Linked DNA regions of Homo sapiens: region 1 is linked to region 2. Evidence: read pairs that join two places in POLR2A ChIA-PET (ENCODE). Cell type or tissue: CD4-positive, alpha-beta T cell. All regions are shown on one strand. Each heading gives the region's core, and the rest is flanking DNA. Links, peaks and the distances in the headings are about the cores only.

Region 1 (2,917 bases), core at 223-2,722, 120 kb before region 2:
AGAATCATTTTTCAACCTCCAATGCTCATGAATGCCAGAAAACAGGGTAACATTTATAAGGATTGTAGGTCACTTTGGCACTCAGGCCCTGGAAAAATGTAAAGTATGGCCATTGGACTCTTGGTCCCAGACCAATACTCTTCTGGGGGACCATCGATCACCTGCATCAGATCCTTCAAATGGTGGAGCCAGGGTTCCTCAACTTTGGCATGATTGACATTCTGGGCTGGATAATTCTTTGCTGTTGGAGAGTATCCTGTGCATTTCAGGATGTTTCACAACAGCCGTGGCCTGCACACATTAGATGCCAGTAGCACCCACCACCTTCAGTTTTGACAGCCAAAAATATCTCTACACATTGGCAAATAACCCCTGGGAGGCAAAATTGCCCCTAGTTGGGTGTCCCTGGTGTAGTCCTCCATCCTCATTGATCTAATGGGAAGACAAGGATCTGGAGAGGGAAGAGAGGGAAGAGTGCCTTCTGAGGGCCCGTGAGTACATGGAGGCAACCCTGGAATTAGCCTAGTCCAGGTCTGTCTAACAGCCCCCCAAATAGACCATGTGTTCTGACTTTGCTTCTTTTTGTCAGTGTTCCCATTCTAGACACTGCTCCTTACTTGTTCCTTTTTGTTCTAATTTTTTCTGGGGTCCCCTTTCTCCCGAGGTCAACCTGGAAACACTGAGATTTGCAAAGTTGAATTCCAATGCAGCAGAAGAGCCTGGCCCAGGCAAAACTCTAAACAAGATGAGGGCCGAGGCTTCTCATTTCTGCCTTCCAGCAGCCCCGCAGAGTGACAGAAACAATGTAGATTCTGTGTGTGTGTGTGTGTGTGTGTGTGTGTGTGTGTGCAGTACGGCATCAAAGGTTATCTTGTCTCATATCTTGTCTCTTTTTATTTCTTGTCTCTAGTTATTTGTCCCCTACTCATAAGCACATGTCCTTATGTCCATCTCTTGTTTTTTGAAACTGACTCTGAAGTTTTCATTTACAGTCAAATATAAATAACTGATCATAATCGCAAATGATCACCTTCCACAGAGTTGGAATATCCCCAAAGAGGCAAAGGCCAGAAGAAAGAGGACTCTATTCTGTTACAGCCATGGAATTGCACTCTTGAAGCACACAATTATGGACTCTTTTCTAAATGAACCAAAGTGCAAACAGAAGGTAGAGAAACTCAAATTTTATCACAGCATCCCATAGCATACTTAAGAGTTGATTTCCCATTGTAACTGCATTTTTACAGGGCTCAGAGCATTCAGTTATGGATGTTCTGAGCCTGCCATGTGCTTACCAGGGAGGCTCAGGGGCTGAACCAGGCCACCAAGGCTTTTACATCAACATTTTTCTCAAGAGCTGAGCCCCAGCACCCTGGCTGGCTGGCTCTTCTATCAAAGGTGTGAATGCTCTTCTCTGAATTTTGCTTAGATTAAGGTTCACTTAATGCTGTAACATGTTTGGTATCAAGAATTTTAAAGGAAGTGGTTTTGTGGGTTTTAATGCATTTTTTGCATTTAAATTTCAGGTCACTCAGCTATTGGTCTGAAGAAGCCTTTTTTTTTTCTATTTGGCCTTCTTTGGAAGCCAATTTATCGTCTGAGTTCTTCTCCTGTAATCTGAACTACAGGTTGCAGGTTCTGAACTACCTGAAGCCATGCAAGTCATAACACATCATTACTGACTTCTAGCTCTTTCCTTCAAGTGAGTGTGAAGCTGAGAGGGGTCATTAAACTCCCCCAGAGGGTAATGTCCATTGGGTTGAAGGACACAAAGCCATAAACTTGTCAGAACTGATTGCACCTCAAAGCAAGGTAATGCTTGTCAAGAGCTGGGGGAAAGGTTGTTTATTACTTCACAGGTCTCTGGCATTGCAGATGTTATTTCTGTCCTAAGAAGAGCAAGAGGAGCTGCAATATGAAACCAGAAAACAGACACACTTCATTTCTCTCTGCTGTTGGTGTTTTCTGGGGAGACCAGTGGAGTCACTCTGGGCAGGACTGAGGGGGACCTGGGTATATGACCAAGCCCTGGACAGTTCATGTGAAGGAGCAGGACCCAGCTTCCAGGTCAGGAGGGAAACATGCCTGACCTTTGTGCTGCTCTGCCAGGTGAGGTGTCCTTTCCTCTCCTCACCCAATGGCTGCAGGCAGGCTGAGAAGCCTTGCAAAACAAGACCTTCTGGCAGCAGGAGGGCTCTTTCTACTGCCTTTTCGCTGATAACCTTGCAGGGAGTGTTGTTTTGGCAAGTGAAGGTATCTTGGAGTGTACCCTCCACCTGGAGCCTGCTTACTCAGAAATATTCTCCAGTTTACTTAAGCTTAAAGACCTTTCGCTTCCAAAGGCCAACCTGGAAGGGGGCAGCAAGGGCTAATCTCAAGTTTTTAACACAGCAAATGATTTCGGATTCCTGTAAATTAAGCATTGGATTGTATCCTTGGAAACAGCAGGACCCTGCAAAGGCTTGAAGTAATAGGGTTGACTTTGAAGATGGGTTCTATCCTGTTCCCTAATACCAACATTACCAAGGAGTACTACTGTGAATAATTTTATTAGTATGTGTAATAATTTAATCTGAGTGCTCTAGGCATGTGTTATTATTACCAAAATTGACTGCTTATACAGTGGAATTTTGTTTGTATGCTCTCAATTTGAAGCAAAAGAAAAAACCACCTTACAAAAACAAATAATACACAGACAAGTATAGTCTGAAACATATTCATTCACTTCCCTTGGAGTTAGAGAAACAAATTGTATCTTTAGGAACAATAGATATAATTTCTAATTTTCCTATTAACAGAGGTAGGTATTGTTTTAAGATAAAGCAACCAAATACTAATATTAATTAGCAATTTTAACGTGTAGGATGAGGATATTGAGAATGATGCCAATACTGTCAAACCTTTTGAGAGATCAGAT
Region 2 (2,917 bases), core at 88-2,587:
TTAACAAGAAATGGTGGAGCGCTAGCTAAACACTGATTTCACATCCTTTCTTTTCCACCAACTCCACTTTCCGCATTCTTAGAACCAGGAATGTCCTCGAAAGTAACCAAGCTTGGAAGAAAACAGAAACAAAGAAGAAAACTATTTGGCAGATTCCCAGTATTCTGTCATGGACAATTGCTCTTCACACCCCATGCTGGGTGGGAAACCAGCTTCTGGGCAGGGGAAGGAGGGACTCCCCATGCAGGAGTTTAAATGACTAGAGCGCCTACTCTCACTTCTCAACACAAGCAAAGGGAAAAGATTGGTGGCCGATCTCTGCATAGCTTAGAATTATGTATAACCCTTTCAGAACGATTGTCCCCTTTATGATTACAGATGGTCTTCATTTTGAAAAAATTTCAGCAAGATAAAAAATTTGCCTCAAGTCCTTGGTGGAAGAAAGGCAATTGAATGAATGAATGAAGGAAGAAATGAATGAATGGGCTAAGTGAAAGAATAAACATAGAGAAAAGTAAGGGTGGAGCTCTTGGGCGGCTCACTATGGACAGGGAGAACACAGTGTGCTGTCACTTGTCCTCAGCCCCTTGGAGATGATCCTAATGACTACAGGGATAGGACACGCACAGAATCCAATCCTCAGTCACCATTTCTCGCCAGTCAGGACTCATGTCCAAAGAGGCTGAAAAGGACGTAAATGATTCTAATCCACCATAAAGAATAAGTGACGGCCCACACTTTGAAGTACTGAAATAATTCAGGAAAAATAAAAGCTTAGTTGCTGTCAGGTAAGCTCTCTGACGACAGTAGGAAGAGGGGAGGGGCCATGTACTTACACACCAGGAAGCATCTACCCAGAACAATTTCATAAGTAGAAATCATGCTGGTTTGAATGTTGCACTAAAACCAGCACCTCCAGGTCAACTTGGAGACCGGGAGTCACTCATTCCTCTTCTGGGGCATGTGGAGGTCCTCCCTGCCCCAGTTGAGGAGTGTTCACAGTGGGGAAACACCACCAGATGTCTGGCACCAACTCAGGAAGTAGGAGCCTGAATGAGTCCCTCCTCTCCCACAGGCCACAGCAAGTGGCTGAGAACTCACCCAAGTGTAGGATGGAACCGCTGGTGGATCATCTTGCCTCCCCGACGCTCTGGCCCTCTCTGGGCAGGCGGGCGGGAGGTGACAGCTAGTCCTGCTGCATGCTCATGTTTCCCTCTCCATGCAGCGAGCGGACTTGCTTCTAGAGGCAGCTGTAAGCATTTCCCTACTGAGCAACCACACACGTCGGATGTGAGTGGCATATGTATGTGTGTGTTTTTCCTTCCGGTTGCTGTGAGGTGATGTTGTCTTGGTTCATTTCCTCTCTGTGCTTCTTCTTTTTTTTCTCTGTCATACTTTCTGATTCGCTGAGGACACTTTGTAGTTTAGGGACAGGTAAGAAAGCTTGTTCTCATCTGGCCTCTTTGCTATTTTTAGAAAGGTAGGTGATCTTTAAATTCGTATTGCAAGGAAATTTGTCAAAATGTATTCTTCTAAGTGGCATAAGCTCCCTCCTAGGCCGCACTGAAGCAAAAGTTAGGCTATTTCCAAGCCAACTGAATTGGGATTTTATGGTTTTATGGACTCAGTATGTTGCAAAGGGTTCCACTATTAATTGACATGAAACATTCTTTCCTATGACAAGTACTTATTGAGCTTGTACACTGGAATAGACACCATGCTAGAGGCTAGGTGCTCAGAGAGTTTCCTACTTACAATGTGGTATGGAAGCCTAGATCTGTGTATGTAGAAGGGAATTCGAAAGCCCAAACCCTTTGTCTTCTTCATTCTGTGCTTTCAAGTAGCAGACAAGTGGCTCTGAGACAAGCCTCCTGGGTTTGAATTATGGCTCTGCTCTTTAAACACTTCTGGCCTTTCTGTGCCACGGCCTCCTCATCTGTAAAATGGGAACAGTCACAGGATTGTTGTGAGAATTAAGTGAATTAGTACATGTAAAGCACTCCAAGAATGCCTGGCACAAATAGAGTAAGCGCAATATAAGTGTTTGCCGTGATCATTCGTGGCAACTTTGTATTATTATCAGCTGAGATCTTTGCTATTTTCCTACCCTTCCTCATTTTCCACTCCTTGCTCATGCCTAGCAAACGACTTGGGGACATAGAGGGTTGAGAGGAAAGAGAGAGAGGTGGTTTGATAATGGATGTTCCCCAAATGATCCTGTGGTGCTTGATGTTTCTGCTTCAACTCCTTCCTGCTCCATCATGAAGACAAAGAAAGGGCTGCCCTTGGTCCCACCCATCAGACTCAGCTCATGTATGTTGCACTCTTGTGGCATCTCTTTTGTTGTTGTTGTTGTTGTTTGTTTTGTTTTGTTTTGTTTTAATTTTCTGTAAGACTTCTCTGAAATTCATTTATTTTTAAATGTTTGAGCTGGTTCAAATCTTGCTAAAGAATATTCTGCTCATACAAAGGTGCCACACTTAAAGCAATAAACACTCAGCTCAGTGCCATGTACACTGGGTCTTATGAAGAAATCAATGACAAGAACATCGATATTAATCATCATATATTGTATATATTGTATACATATATTGTACCTGTTAAGTGCAATTAACAATATTCAGCAAGGTATGCTTTTATTCTTCTTTCCTCTCTTTCTTTCTCCTTACAAAACCATTCTTGAGTACATGCTATGTATCCACATCATTCCAGATTTGAGCTAGAATTATTCTACTCTGAAGTTTTTATTTTATAATACAGAGTGTTTATAATAAATTGATGGAGGTAGAGAAGTCTGGATAGTACATGTTTTATCAAAACGTCCTTTTATGCTTTTCCCCTTATACCGTATCAGGTAAGGAATTATTTTCTTCATCAGGCATTTAATTAGTATAACTTTAAATGTACAAACTTTAGA

The links. Peaks named below come from ENCODE experiments on the same cell type or tissue, not always from the same donor. Only the 100,000 strongest peaks of a DNase experiment are listed, where the experiment ranks them.
Region 1: POLR2A ChIA-PET joins it to region 2 with 11 read pairs; 7 of 35 experiments call an interaction of 5 or more read pairs at or near these places.

What each region holds. Positions count from the first base shown.
Region 1 is chr6:11,256,963-11,259,879 of GRCh38, forward strand. It overlaps a transcript of NEDD9 not described here. Among named protein-coding and RNA genes, the nearest start is that of NEDD9, 26 kb to the left of the region's middle. RefSeq lists an enhancer at 1,650-1,829. In CD4-positive, alpha-beta T cell, for the core only: no CTCF peak of the experiment used is centred there; DNase peaks (open chromatin) are centred at 819 and 1,439; H3K27ac peaks cover 2,218 bases.
Region 2 is chr6:11,381,038-11,383,954 of GRCh38, forward strand. It overlaps a transcript of NEDD9 not described here. Among named protein-coding and RNA genes, the nearest start is that of NEDD9, 150 kb to the left of the region's middle. RefSeq lists an enhancer at 983-1,182. In CD4-positive, alpha-beta T cell, for the core only: no CTCF peak of the experiment used is centred there; a DNase peak (open chromatin) is centred at 1,294; H3K4me3 peaks cover 1,794 bases; H3K27ac peaks cover 2,258 bases.